Linked DNA regions of Homo sapiens: region 1 is linked to region 2. A link is a loop called in an ENCODE intact Hi-C map of the cell type or tissue named here. Cell type or tissue: Calu3. All regions are shown on one strand.

Region 1 (8,000 bases), 190 kb before region 2:
AAAAAAAATCTGCCCACTGAAAAATCAATAATGCAAAAAAGTATATAGTGTTTGTCTAACCCAAAAACAATGAGACAAAAATGGGCCATATTTAATTCATCTCAGTTGGTAGTGGAGACCCATATTTGACACCCTGCACTTACTGGCACTGTCCTCAAGTTGACCTGTGACTATGACTACTCTCCCCCATAGCCCCCAGGACTGCTCCAGTTCATCTGGTACCCCACAGTTTTCTTACATAACAACCACACATCACAACCCCCAAAAGTTTCTTCCCTAATGATATACCCTCTCTATATTCTATGTTACCTTGTTTTAAGCCTTAAGGAGTTAGTGGTATCACTATTTGTCCCATTTACTAGCTGACACACACTGAAGTTGTCCATAGAGGGTAGGACACCAAGGCTGGTTAGGGAGAATAAAGGCTCAGACTTCTGGAGCATAAAATACAGGGAAGTTCTTCTATGCCCAGATTATTTTTGGTTTTACTGCAAATGTTCTACATTTCAGCACTAGGTTATAGATTTGGTCCAGTAATCTTTTCACAGGCCTTTATCCGATTGATCTCAATTGGTCTTTTCTCTGAGAACCAGGTCAATGACTTCAGATGAAAGCAGATAACTTCCTTGTCAACTGATTTCCTTTTATGGTGTGATAATGGAAAAATTAGGGAGTGTGCCTCATAGATTCCCTCTCCTCAGTGACTCTTTGTCAGACAGCTGGCTGTCATCTGGGGTGACAGGGTAAATGGGCCACAAGCCTGTCATCATCTGGCAGCCAAGGCAGGGCTTTCTCACAAGGCAGTGGCAGATTTCCAAGAAAGAAAGCAGAAGCATGCAAAGACACTTGAGGCCCGAACCGTCAGGATGTTACTTTTACCTTATTCTACTGGCCAAAGCAAGGCACGAGGCTTAACCATGTTTGGAAGTGGTGGGGAATAAACAGACTCTCCTTTTGATGAGTAGAACTAATTATACAGTTAGCTGCAAAGGACCTGCACAGAGGGAAAGGTGAAGAGTTGTGATTTTTGCAATCTCCTATGGCTGCCAAACTATATATTCTCTCTTAGTATAGATGATATATGATCTGATAAGAAGTATCAGTTTTTATATATTAGTAGCATTTATTCAACGTGATGTAATAGGAATAACATGCAACTGGACATCAGGATATCCAGGTTTCAGTTTTGTCTTTTCCACTAGACCAGATACAGTAGCTTCCTATTATTGGTGGAATAAATTATCTCAAACTCAGTGGCTTAAAACAACATGAATTTTTATTATCTTATAGTTCTGGAAATCAGAGGCTCTAAATGAGTTTCACTAGGCTAAAATCAGGCCTGTGTTTCTTATGGAGATTCTAGGAAAAAAAAAAACATTTCCTTGATTTTCCCAGCTTTTAGAGGCAACCTACAATCTTTTTTTTTTTTTTTTTTTCTGAGATGGAGTTTTGCTCTTGTTGCCCAGGCTGGAGTGCAATGGTGCAATCTCGGCTCACCACAACCTCCGCCTCCTGGGTTCAAATGATTCTCCTGCCTCAGCCTCCCGAGTAGCTGTGATTACAAGCATGCAGCACCACCCCCAGCTAATTTTGTATTTTTAATAGAGACAGGGTTTCTCCATGTTGGTCAGGCTGGTTTCAAACTCCCAACCTCAGGTGATCTGCCCGCCTTGGCCTCCCAAAGTGCTGGGATTACAGGCGTGAGCCACCGCACCCATCGTACATTCTTTAGCTCATGGCTCCTTCCTTCATTTTCAAAGCCAGCAGAGCAGTGTTTCCTTGGACCTCTGCTTATGTCCTTACATGTTTTCTCTCTGACTCTTACCCTCCTGCCTTCCTTTATAAGGACCGTAGATTACATTGGGCATTCTTGGATAATCCAGGATAATCTCCCCATCTCAAAATCCTTAACCACATCTGCAAAATTCCTTTTACCAAGTAAGGTAACATTCACAAGTTTGGAGGATTAGAACTTGGATATTGTTGGCGTGGGCATAATATGACCTGCTCTACCAGAGTTCAGCAATCTATAGCCTGGGGGTCAGCCACATGTTTATGTAAATAGAGTTTTATTAGAGCACACCAATGTTAATTCTTTACATATTTTCTGTGGTTGCTTTCCTGCTACAGCAGCAGAGTTGAGTTACAATAGAGCTCATATGGCCTGCAAAGCCTAAAATATTTACTATCTCATCCTTTATAGATAAAGATTGCTGACCTTGTAACTAGATTTACTGTCACCTTGGACAAATTAGTCTCACTAAGCATAATAGAATCATAACTTTATAGACTGGGAAAGAACCTTAAAAGTAATTTTGGTTAAACTCTACCCTATACATTTCTCTGCGTAAATCACCTTTTCAGAAAAACTGGTGAATGGCCATTCAGCTTCTGCTCCAAAACATGGAACTAAAAGGAGCTCACTGTCTCATGAAGTAGCTCATGTTTATTTCAAACAGCTGTAATTCTTCAACAAATAGAAATATATTATTTATATTGACCAAAAAGTTGCAGTCTTTTGACTTTCTTGCCTAGTCTTATTTATGCCTTCTGAGACCATAGAGAATAAGTGAAATCTCTCTTCTATCTGTGAGCACTTTAAAAATTTGATTCTGCTATCATATCTGAAAGTTATTTAGTTATTTGCATAAATATGTGGAGTGTCAACAAAGGAGAAAGAGACAGTGTTCTCAGATCAGAACCTTGCTGAGCAAGCTGCCTGGACTTAGCTGTCACTATTGCATGGATGCAAGGGAGTCACTGCCCCTGGTCCAGCTTTTATGAGTTTCTCTATTTGTGCCTGGGAAATTCACCAAAGAGGGTGGGGTTGCACACTGTTAACGTCTCCCTTTCAGATGAGGCACTCGTATTTCCTTGTTCAATAAGCCATGTAAATATGGCTTTCAGTTCACACAGCGTGGATGCCCAAGCCTCAAATCCCTCTCCTATAATTCTGATTCCATCTCCAAGAGAATTCAGATGCTGTTAGTAGTCTGTAACTAAAGCGAAACTAAGAAGCTCAATGAAACCACAGCTCCTCTGTTAATCGGGGAAAACCAAACTCCTCTAGAGGGCACTGTAGCACTCACCGAATTCTGTGAACTGAGAACACTGGTTTAAGAGAATCTGAACAGATACCAGCTCTTAAAGAAAACTGTCCATTCCCTGGGAGTGAGGTTAGCCAGGGGGACAGAGTTAAGCCAATAAAAAGGGGCTCAAAAGAGCTAACTTGTTACTAGAGCTACAAACCATGTTTGGATTAATCTCCGGTGTCCTATCCTAAGTCTAAAGCTTCCCTGGTGCTTTATTCACTATTAATTCCTGTATCCGACAATATTTACTGAATCCTTACTGTGTGCTAGCCTTTGTGTTAGGGACTGATGGAAAAAACTAAGACAAAAACAAACAAAAAAACTCTGCCGAATTTCTCCAATTTGCCTTGAAGTCTCATTCTCTTTTGTTTATTAATAATCCTTATCTAAAATCCCTTAGCAATTGGAGATCTCTTTCTCCTTCGTTCTTTATGTTGAATGATGTCTTCATCATCCCCATTAGCAAGTTAGAAGACCGGGAGTAACTTTATACCTATCCTCCCTTCTCTTTTCAATTCGGCCTCCCATTCTACCAATTTTACTTAACATTTCTCAGGTCTATCCTACTCATTTCCATTGCTCCTTGCCACTGCCCCAAGGTAGCATTATCTTACTTCTGCTCACCTTTCCAGGTTTATCTATCACCATTTCTCATTATGAATTTACATCCAGGAGTACTGAGGTGCTTGCAATTTCATACCCTCTTCTGCTTTTTCTTTTTTTTCTCTATTTTTGCCCCTCCCCGACTTCCCTGGCTTATTTCTACTCATCTTTTAACGTTCAGCCCAAGCATCTCCTCCAAGACTTCTACTTAAAATTACCCTTCCCATCCCTTCTTCTGCTACCAGACTAGTTAAGTTGCCCCTTTTCTGGACCTTTAGAGTCTGGATACATCTTTATTAATGCTGTTTCCGTTTTTTCTTGCATACGAGATTGTGAGCTCCTTGAGGACCGGGGCAATTCTATAAGATTCATCTCTACATCCTTGATGTTTATTCCAGTCCTGGAACATAGCTGGCCCTCAATGAATGTTATTTATGTCAATCAATATTTAAATCAATTTGATAGTACCCATGAGCTGAGGCCCCATAGAGAGGAGGGGTGTACAAAGAGAAATGTCAATAAATTGACCTATATATCTTGGGATATATCTCTGGGCCTCCTACAGCAGTTCTCCCTCAGATGATGAATTTTCTGACAATGATGTGCATTACTGAAACATATTCCTTTCATTAATAGTTAGGTTTCAACAGTAATAATTAGGATAACCATTTCTCTCACTGTTTCCACAACTGGAAGAAATTCCTAAGAAAGGAAGGTATATGAAATTTGTGATGTAGGAGACAGAGGCCAACTTCTTTCCCATTGTAACCAGCAAATACTGAGTTATGTAAGGGTCCAAAGAGAACTATCATAGCAAAGTGCTGGCAGAGATTAGTGATGCTTTACTCCTGTTTTGTTTACCATAATGAACTGGTCAATAAACATCACAAATTGTTTATCTATATAAATCTTGACAGATTACTCTTTATGAAATCCATTTAGCAAGCGAGGTTTTCCCATAAGGATGAAAAATGAAGATTTTAAACAGATTGCGGGAGAAGCTCTGGCTGTACCAAGAGAGTCAGTGTAATAAAGGTTTCTTTATATTAATATTACAAAAACCATTTATCCTGGCAAAATCAATATTGCAATTCATCTTAGTTTGGTGTTTCTCTTTCTAAGCTTAAAATGTCTTTTCCTTTATTATGTATAATTTTGTTTTAATAAATGTGAAATATATTTCATTTAGGAGGTACTCTTGAGGAGGGATAACTTATAAAATGACATCAAATTTGTAGCTTATTTGCTAAAGAGTCTTGGAAGTGTTTAAAATTATATTTGAGTGGCTGAGAAATCTAAAGGAATCATTTTGCTTAATCCTTAATTACAAAATTATCCCTGTGTCCTTTGGGGTAAAAACAAACTACAATTTTCAGAAAAGTCTTCGCTTGTGAACTTCATTTAGGAAAAATTCTCTCTTACTGAAGTCAAGTGATTATAACAAGTCAGATAAGTTGACTATAACAATGGCTTGGATAAGAGACTATAAAATCAAGAATAGACACATTTAATTGCTCAAAACATTGCGTGCTTTGGCTGGAAGAAAATAGAACTACATCAAGGAACGGAATTATGTTATACATTGGAAGCTATTACTCTAAATGTACTGTATGTAAAATAAGTGTGATTGTCTCATGAGTGAATGGTAATAAAAACTGAAATACTCAAGAGACACTTATTCATGAGTGGTGCAGTTACACATACATATATACACACACACACACACACACATACATTGAGAGAAGCTTTTCTCTTATTGTTTATGCTCACTAATATTATATTAAAAGCCTATAAACAATAGACTCTACATAATAGCCTATAAAGAAATTAAGAGCAAATCAAGTATTTTTGCATCTATAATTCCATTTTAATTATAATACATAATTTTCTTCAGCTCTAAAACTTAACCTAAACAAAACATCTATTTGAAATGGAATTCTGATGTAATGTGTATAGATAAAAGACCTAATATAGTTGTTTGAAGGGGGAAAATGTCCTTTTATCATGACCATAAAAACGGCAAACTACAGTACAGTGGTTTTCAAGAAAAACTGTACTTTATTTATTCCCAAGGGGATATTAGTCCATAAAACAAATTTGCAGCTTATTTGGCAGTCTTAGCTTTTATCAGCCTTTTTAAGGGTGTTGAATGATTACCCAAGAGATCACACTGTAAAAATGGCAGTGGGGAAAAGTAACTCCATCCGTTCAGCATCTTTATTAGAATATATAGGTGAATCCATTTGATGTTGTTTTAAACGTACCACAAGGAGAGTACCTTTTAAATGGTGAGTGGTCTTCTTACATGTGCTGTTTTGCTTCTCTAATACCTCATGGCACCAACGTTGCTTATCCTAATTAGTGCCATTGGCATAGGCTACATGTTTGAATAATTCACTGTGAAGAAACAAGTTTTAGTTTCTATCATGGCAAAATGCCACTACTGGTATTTTTACAAGCAACTTTGGGTCCAAGAAATTTAAGTTGCACTAAAGTTATCTTACTATATTTATGTCATTAGCATCTTTTCATAAATCAGAATAATGCTGTATTCTCCAACCATTATGGATAACTAAGTTTAGTTCATAAAACAGAAAATGAAATATAACCCATATTAAGGCATCAAAAATATTTGAACCTGTCTTTCTCAAGCAATTTTCTTAGTGAAATTTAGTCTTCATCGAACTAACTATAGAATTTTAAGATTTTTAGGGAGAGCAATGATTTACCCCTGATTTTCTATTTCGCAATTGGAGAGTCACTTGAAAAGATAATTTTATGGGTACCTAATCTAAATGTTTAGCTGACAGGAACACTGCTTTTGTAAAAGCAAAATTTACAGCATTCTTAATTGAACAACTGGATTCAAACTAATCCATAAGATATATTGTGGGATGTAAAAAAGCAATATAATATCTTTTTTTGCTATTAATTAGTTTATAAAGAGAAAGCTTTATACGGGTTTTACCAGGAACAGTAGTTTTATAAAGATCTTTTCTATTTTCCTTTATTTTATGTTGATTCTTTGTTTGTTTAGCTCAAGCATTCTTTTCAATATATTGGCTAAAACAAGCCGTCTTACTCTACAATGCTATTGGTAGGTGTAACTTATACTATGAATTATTAATCAAAACACTATTCTCTTTGATGGTTTATTTGCCTTGTTTTCAGATGTCAGCCTTGTAATTGTCATCTCTCAGGAGCCTTGAATGAAACCTGTCACTTGGTCACAGGCCAGTGTTTCTGTAAACAATTTGTCACTGGCTCAAAGTGTGATGCTTGTGTTCCCAGTGCAAGCCACTTGGATGTCAACAATCTATTGGGTTGCAGCAAAAGTAAGTGAACTCTGGTTCAGTGCTGGTGTGTGAAGCAGCATCATACAGGGGACTGCATCTCATTGTTTTCTTTCTCCATTTAGAACCCATCAGAAAGGCTTAGTACAATGTGAAGAACGTAGGTAAGAGATGGAAAAAAATACACTGAATGAAATATGTCTGCTTTTCCTTGATTAGACAATTGGAAATGGTAATATAATTATGTTCATGGTGGGAAATTTACAATAGTTTTTTGGAGTGAAATCAACAATGAGGTGATTAAAGTCCTAGGTTTTCCCAGACCAAGGGTCTTCCCAGGACACAAGACTTTTAATGGTAAAATCAGGACTATATTGGTTAAACCAAAACAGTTGGTCACCGACACAAAGACATTTCCAGGTAAGTTATTTTTTTTTGACAAATAAAGGGTGAATTCTTGTTTATTATATGTTTGATATTCTTCCATCCCCCAAATTTTGTGGGCAGTATTATACCATTAGTTGTTTATCGATATTGTAATAATTAGTATCATTCGTCACGCATATTATTCATCCCATAATTCATGTTTCTTTCTACTTTAAGTTTCACTCATTTAAATATCTCTCACATTTATATTTTTAATTCCTTAAAGCCTAAGATTACATGTAAGTATCTTTTGACTTTTCAACATCGCTTTTCAGTACCTTGAATTGACCTCACAAGGTCACCTGCAGTTCTACAATTTCATAACATATTGACCGTTTTCCTATATTTACTTCAAGATCATACATCCTTACCCTTTCCAGAATCCCTAAGAAATGCCTGCTGGGAACATGTGGTAGGAGCCCTCTACAACATATTGTGCTATGCATATTCTCCTTGGGGTGTCCTGAGACTGTCATGAGTCACAATGATAGGAAACGCCACAAGTCATGACAGATCATCACAAACCAGCATGCCTGGAACTCTGCTATCTACATTTAAGGGGGGAGGGAGAAAGATAAGTAATGGG
Region 2 (8,000 bases):
AACTACACATACTGGGGCTTTTCAGAGGTGGAGGGTAGCAGGAGGGAGAGGATTAGGAAAAAAAAAAAACTAATGGGTACTAGACTTAATACCTGGGTGATGAAATAATCTGTACACCAAACCCCCATGACACAAGGTTACCTATGTAACAAGCCTGCCCTTGTACCCCTAAACTTAAAATAAAAGTTAAAAAAAAGTTGAGTGAACTTTCTACTTAGTGGGTGCCAAAACTGTTGCACCCAGATCAGCTACAGACAAGAGCAGAGCTTTCAATGGAAATTTTAAACAGGTGGAATCAATATCCTGAAACATTTTATCAAATAATTGTAATAGGAGTTGAAATATGGCTTTACCAGTACAATCCTGAAAACAAAGAACAATCAAAGCAATGGCTACTAAGAGGTGGAAGTGGTTCACTCAAAGCAAAAGTGGACCAGTCAAGAGCAAAGGTCATGGCAAAAGTTTTTTGGGGATGCTTGAGGCATTTTGCTTGTTGGTTTTCTGGAGGACCAAAAAACAATAACATCTGCTAATGATGACAGTGTTTTGAGAATGTTAGCCAAAGCTTTAGCATTAAAATGCCCAGGACAGCTTCACTAGAGTCCTTCTTCACCATGATGATGCCCCTGCTCATTCCTCTCATTGAACATGAGAAATTGTATGACAGTTTTCACGGAAAATCATTAGGATCTTACAGTTCTGATTTGGTTCCTTCTGACTTCTTTTCGTTTCCTAATCTTAAAAAAATCTTTAAGGAGCACCCATTTTTCTTCAGTTAATAATGTAAAAAAGACTGCATTGACATGGTTAAATTCCCAGAACAGTCAGTTATTCAGAGATGGACTAAGTGGCTGGTATCATCACTTACAAAAATGTCTTGACCTTGATTGAGCTTATGTTGAGAAACAAAGGTTATATTTTTATTTTTTAATTCCATTTTCCATGAAATTTTTGTAGTTCCCTTATATGTTCTCTTTTGTCACTGTCTTTTTCTTAGAGATATAGGAGGGAGAGTAAATCAGTACAACAATTTTTTGTGTTCCTGTACCTACATTCAGAACCCTCTGATCTACAGGCAATTGCTAAGATGTTGTTAGTTGTTAAATTCCTGTCTTCCAGAAAGCCATTGGAAAATTTGCAAACTGAAACATCTACCTCTTTCTCCAAGTTCAGATCTAGAAAATAATTATAGAAATGCTTCATCTGTGCAATTAGAATTTAGCACATGAAGTCACTGACCCGTGTACACTAGCAACAAACAAACCATATAAACCATTCTGAGTTTCCAACAATGTAATGTTGTGTGACCATAAAGTTTATGATGCTGTAGAAAAATATTTAATTTGGAAAGATAATAACAACAAATATTTTACACATATTTGAGTCTAATTCGTTAAAATATATGTGTATATACATAGATACATATACATGGATGTGTACATATACATATATAGGTATGTCCCCATATGGACATATACCAAAATACTAATAGTGATTATCTCTTAATAATGGGAGTCTGGTATTGCTTTTTTTTCTTTTCCTTGAGAGTCGTTCAATCTTTTAAATTCTCTACAGTTTGGATATTAGAAGTCAGATTCTTTTTGTAATGTTATTCCCAATTTTAATATATGTGATAAAATTGATAGAAAGGAAAGAAATTTCGGGAACCTGACTACACTTAACCATTAATACTTATCTCTAGTTTTCCCTAGTCTTCACCTTATATTTAATCAGGTTGATCGTCTTACTAATTTCCTTCTAGCCAATACCATAGATGACCTCTAGCACTATCTACCACCATCAAAACGTTATGTATATTTGATGATCTACCTCAATTCCCACATCTTCATTTGACTCATAGACTCTTCCATATCAAATTCCTACACATTTGTCATTTGGACACATTCTATCTTGCAATATTGACTTATTTTCAAAGGAGTAAATCTTGATTAAAAATAAGAATGTAAGTGCATTGGTTACAGTTATTATGCCATTATTTATTTTCAAAATTTCTGTAATATCTCACATAGGAATAAGGACCCAACTGGCATCCAACAAACTCACTGAATTGAGTTTAAATGAATTAAGTTGAAAAAACACTGAGACTCAGTAAATTAATATTTTAGAGAAAATAACAATAAATACCAATGCATAATTTGGATATAATTAACATGCTAAACTTGGTAAACAATTTTATTGAGGTAGGCTTTCCTGTAGCTTAGGATTTTTCATTTAATCATCCAATATATAGCAAATATATACAAATATTTGTTGCTCAATTATGTGTTTTAGCTTGCTAAGACTATTGTAACAAAGTAACACAAACTAGATGGCTTAAACAACAGAAATTGACTGTCTCACACTTCTAGAGACAGGGAGTCCCAGATCAAGATATTGGCAAGACTGGTTTCTTCTGAAGGCTATGAGGAGGAATCTGTTTCATCCCTCTCTCCTTGTTTTGGTTGTTTGCTGGCGATATTTGGCATTTCTTGATTGTATATGAATCATCCCAATCTCTGCCATCATCTTCACATAATGTTTTCCCTGTGTGCTTATCTGTGTACAAATTTCTCCTTTTTATAAGGACACTAGTCATATTGGATTTGGGCCCACCTTGTTGAGCTCATCTGAGCTAATTACAACTGCAGTTCTAGAGGCTAGGACTTCAACATATGAATTTTGGGGAGAACACAATTCAACGTGTAACTCTAGTGCTGTGCATTTGATGCTGTGATTAATAACATTCTAAAACTTTCCTGAAATACCTAAAACATATTAGAGAATTTAAGGTGTGTGTTCACAATCAGTTTTAAGATGGATATGGCCCATGACAGTAATGAAAATATTTAGAAAAGGTGATAATCAATTCCATCTGGAATGCTCCCAGCCTTACTTTTTGCATCTTCACAATCACATCTCTTACTTCCCTGGCTTGCTTTCTTTGATTCTTTATAGGAGTGATTAGTTTCCTAGTGCTGCTTAATACAATACCCAAAATGGGATGCCTTAACACAATAGAAATGTATTCTCTTGAAGTTTGAGAGGCTAGAAGTTTGAAATGAAGGTATCAGTAGGCCCATTGTCTCTCTGAAAACTGTAGGGGAGAATCCTTCCTTGCCTATCCCGCCCTCCAGTGGTTTCTGGCAGTCAGTGGTATTCTGACAGTCAGTGGTTTCTGGCAGGTGTCTGTCAGTCAGTGGTATCCTGGCAGTCAGTGGCTTGCAGTTGCGTCACCCCAATCTCTGCTTGTATCATTACATAGTGTTTTCCCTTCTTCTAAAGTTCTCTCCTCCTCTAAGGATAACAGTCATATTCAATTTAGGGCTCCCCGTCTTTCAGTATGACCTCAACTTAACTTCATGACATCTGCAAATACCTTATTTTCAAATGAGGTGACATTCACATGTACAGGGAGTTAAAACATGGAGATACCTTTTGGGAGGACAAAATTCAATCCACTACACCTCCATTGACTCCACAACTACTTTGCCACTCAGTTGAAACTGTTCTCACCTAGATTGTCAATGTTCTGGTAGTCTCCAATTCAGGGACAGAGTGGAGGTTGTATAATTCATGATGTTTTATTGATGATTCCTCCATCTCAGAACATTCTTCTCTTGGTGTCTGTGATACCTCACCTTCTCAATTTTCCCTATTACTGTTCAAGCTCTGGTGTGATCTCTTCCTCATTTTCTTCCACGCACAAATGTTGGTTTCCCCCAGGATTCCTCTTGAAACATTCCACACAATCTCCCTTTGAAAACTCAGTAGTCCTTGTCTTCAGATATTTTTCCTAAGCCATGAACATTTTTCTCACTGCATATTGGGCACTCCTGCTACAAGTGTTTTTACTCCAACTCCTTAAAACTGAATTTATTTTATCTGCCACATCCTACCAATGTGCTCTTTTTTCTGAGTTTTTTATCTTTGGGAAAAGTAACACTATTCATTCTTTTTCCCAAACAAAAACCCAGCATTAATCTTTGATTACTCCTCCTTCATCCTTCACATCCAAACTTTTTTGCTGTTCTTGTTTTAAGACAGGGTCTTCCTGTGTCACCCAGGCTGGATGGAGTGCAGTGGCGCATTCACAGCTCACTGCAGCCTCGACCTCTTGGGCTCAAATGATCCTCTTGCCTCCCGAGTAGCTGGGGCCACAGGTGCATGCCACTACACCTGGCTAATTTTTGTAGAGATGAGGTTTCACCATGTTGCCCAGGCTGGTCTTGAACTCCTGAGCTCAAGAGATCTGCACATCCAGTCTTAAAATCCAAACTGCTGTTGCCCTATTACACTTATCACCTGGCTCCTATCTACTTTCTTAGCCTTATATCATTCTTTTATTCTCATTTATTTCTACAACACTACATTGGTTTTCTATTTCTGTTGGTTTGTTTTGTGAAATACCACATGCCTTTTCCTACATGCAGACTTTTGAACTTTCTGTTCACTCTGACTGGAATTTACTTTCCCCAGTTCTTTACATGGCTGAATCATTGTCTTCCTTGAGTTCTCAGATCTTATAAAACCTTCTCTATATTTGTTAGAATAACCTAGATGTTATAAGCATACACACATATACATACAGAGAGATGATAGTTTTTAATAGTGAAAACACAATAAAAGTTTATTTCTTGTTCACTTAGCATTGAGTGCATACAAAGTTTGGTCCACAGAGTTTCCTTTTTCTGCACAGTCATTCAGGAATGCAGGCAGATGCAGATTCAGATTCTGTCTTATTTAACACATGACTTCCAAGGGAGCTCTGGAGTTATTTCCATTGCTACAGCAGATGAGGAAGAAGATTGAGAGATCATCATGGCAGATTGTTATGGGCCAGGCCTGGGAGTGAAGGTATTAAAGCAATACCTTGTACTAACTCAAAGTTCTGTAAATCAGAAATTTGGGTGGATTTAATTGGGTTCGTAATTAGGGCTTTACAAGGCCAAAATCAAGAGTTGGGGCAGTTTGGGCTCTCATCTGAAGGCTCTGGGAAATAATTCACTTCTAGACTCATTCAGGTTGCTGGCTGAATTCAGTTTCTTGCAGTGGTAAGGCCAAGGTCCCTGTTTCCATGTTGCCTGTCAGTCATGAGCTGCTATCAGCTTCTAGGGGCCACCTCAGGTCCTTTCACATGGCTCCCTCCATCTCAATGATGGAGGATATCCAGTCCCCCTCATGCTTCAAATCTCTCTGACTTTTGCCTCCAGCTGGAGAAAACACTCTGCTTTAAATTGCTCGTAGTTAGTTTGCACCCACCAGGATTCATTTCCTTTTCTCCATATAAGGTAAGATAATCATAAGTGTGATATCTCATGAAATTCACAGATTCCACCCACACTCAAAGGGGGAAAATTGTATATAGGTGTGTGTCACTGGGAGTCATTCTTAGAATTCTTCCTACCACAGGTTCAGAAGCAGAATCACTCAAGCATGGTTCTTACCCTGTGACCTTACTAAGCCTTGGTTTCCTGGTAGAATGGTAACAACAGTACCTACTTTAGGGATTTAGTATAAAAATTAAATGTGATAGTGCATATAAAAAGATTAGCATAGGTCCCATAACTCTTCTAAAAATGGTAAATAATCAACAACCCATGCTATTAGTCGCAGAAATAAGGAAATTATTGTTATATCATCATAAATATTCTTAATGCAAAACATCCTCTGCATGCAAAAAAAAAGCATGTCTCTAAACTTCATGTTCAATTTAACTCAGAAAATATTTGTTGAGCAGGTACTATGTACCTCAGAGGTTAGAAGTTATTTATAAAACTAAGATACTGTCATTCTTCCTCAAATCATTCCCAGTTCAATTGCTTAGACAGAAATACATAAAACTAAATAGAATGCTGTCCAACCTGTGGTAAATTCTGTAACATGTGTGACAACAAAAGAGAAGGGTTCAACCCAGTGTGGAAGATAAAGTGTCACAGAAGAATGTTCACAGGCTTTAGAGTCGAGTTTAAGAACTGAGGAACAGGCAAACATAAGGACCATGGTTGCGTAGTCACTAGACACAGAACTATTAATGCGCATTTCACAAAAATTAAAGAGGGAAGAGTTTAATATGAGTGTGCACCCTGGGTAAGTAATCAATAGTGAGAAGCAAGGTGGGATTGAGATTATCAAAGGTGCTAAGTTATGTTGAGATATTTGAACTTTGTTCTGAAGCAAGAGAGAACCATTGAAGGATTTTCAGAAATACCACAAGACAATCAGTGCTTTAGAAAACACATAGTTGGAACATATCATTGCTTCAACATAGCGAAGACTGAGTCTGTGTAGCTGTTTTCTCCATTTAGCAGGCATAAGGACAAGTGGGTTAGAACACTAAATGCAAGAAGCTAATTGGACTTAACAATACAGATGGCAAAAGGATGAGGAGAGGAGAGAAACGCATTATGTTTATTTGTTAACAGCTCTATTGTATTGTATTTATATGCATTAGTCAGTGTAAAATAAAATCTGCTTATTTTAAATCCTTTTAAATAGTGTTTAAATATTTCCTGATGACACAATCTGCTAAAGTATTTACCCTTGGTGCAGATTTCCATTAACCTTGCTGTAGATACTAAGCCTACAACCATATATTTATAGGGGGCTCAATTATGGGGTAAAGCCTAGTGACATCATTATAAAAGCACATCTGGATAAGCTTTAGGGTCTTTGTCTTTCTATCTGATTTAGGAAATTTAGTAAACTGTAGGAGAATACCATTATTAACAGCCCCTGAATTCTCAGATTATGAGGATGTCCTTTCTCTCAAAATAAAGGAAGAGAGGGATTAAAATCTCTAAAGCTGTAAATGATATAGAGAAATGCCCAGTACACAGATATCAGGGATATTAGGGGAATCCAGTTGTGTTGGATATACAAGAAGAAAAAAAAGGCAGAAATTAAATTCAAAGTATTCTTTCCTCATGTCTTTTGTCAGTTTTTTTTTATTGTTTTTTAGAGAGTCTATATAAATCCTTTGGTTCCCTAAAGGACAAAATTCCTTTGATAATTTTACAAATTCTTTTCTAAATAGTATCTCTGTATTGTAGATTAAAAAAATTAATACCTAGGAAAGGTCAGGTCACTTCTTTCAGTCAAGGAATGACTCATTCATGAAACTGGAAAGAAAACTTCTTTTTCACTCACCCCAATACTTGATAGCTATCTTAAATTGAATATGTCTTTAACAGTATATTTGATATTATCAGTGTATTTTGATTTATATATATATATCGTATATATTATATATCTGTGATATATATCTATATATCATTTATATATCTGTGATATATATCTATATATCATTTATATATCTGTGATATATATCTATATATCATTTATATATCTGTGATATATATCTATATATCATTTATATATCTGTGATATATATCTATATATCATATATATTATATGTCTGTGATATATATCTATATATCATATATATTATATGTCTGTGATATATATCTATATATCATATATATATCTGTGATGTATATCTATATATCATATATATTATATATCTGTGATGTATATCTATATATCATATATATTATATATCTGTGATATATATCTATATATCTTATATATTATATATCTGTGATACATATCTATATATCATATATATTATATATCTGTGATGTATATCTATATATCATATATAATATATGTGTGATGTAGATCTATATATCATATATATTATATATCTGTTATGTATATCTATATATCATATATATTATATATCTGTTATGTATATCATATATACCATATATTATATATCTGTGATGTATATCATATATATCATATATTATATATCTGTGATATATCATATATACCATATATTATATATCTGTGATATATATCATATATATCATATATTATATATCTATGATATATCTATATCTCTCTCTATCTATCTATCACATTTTCTTTAACCATTCTATCAGTGATGGGCATTTAGGTTGATTCCATGTCTTTGCTATCATGAATAGTGCTGTGATGAA

What was found. A loop is a pair of places that touch in the nucleus more often than their neighbours do. Peaks named below come from ENCODE experiments on the same cell type or tissue, not always from the same donor. Only the 100,000 strongest peaks of a DNase experiment are listed, where the experiment ranks them.
Region 1: it touches region 2 in a loop (2.9-fold over the local background); 5 of 110 quality-filtered maps call a loop at or near these places.

The regions. Positions count from the first base shown.
Region 1 is chr1:216,216,417-216,224,416 of GRCh38, reverse strand. It overlaps USH2A (usherin), which reads left to right. Exons shown (of 72, transcript NM_206933.4): 15 at 6,867-7,030. All of the region lies in intron 2 of USH2A-AS1 (USH2A antisense RNA 1), which reads right to left. Among named protein-coding and RNA genes, the nearest start is that of USH2A-AS1, 27 kb to the right of the region's middle. In Calu3, a CTCF peak has its summit at 3,063 (motif pointing right); a DNase peak (open chromatin) is centred at 3,066.
Region 2 is chr1:216,029,877-216,037,876 of GRCh38, reverse strand. The region is part of intron 32 of USH2A (usherin); the gene reads left to right. Among named protein-coding and RNA genes, the nearest start is that of USH2A-AS2, 39 kb to the left of the region's middle. In Calu3, no CTCF peak of the experiment used is centred here; a DNase peak (open chromatin) is centred at 3,146.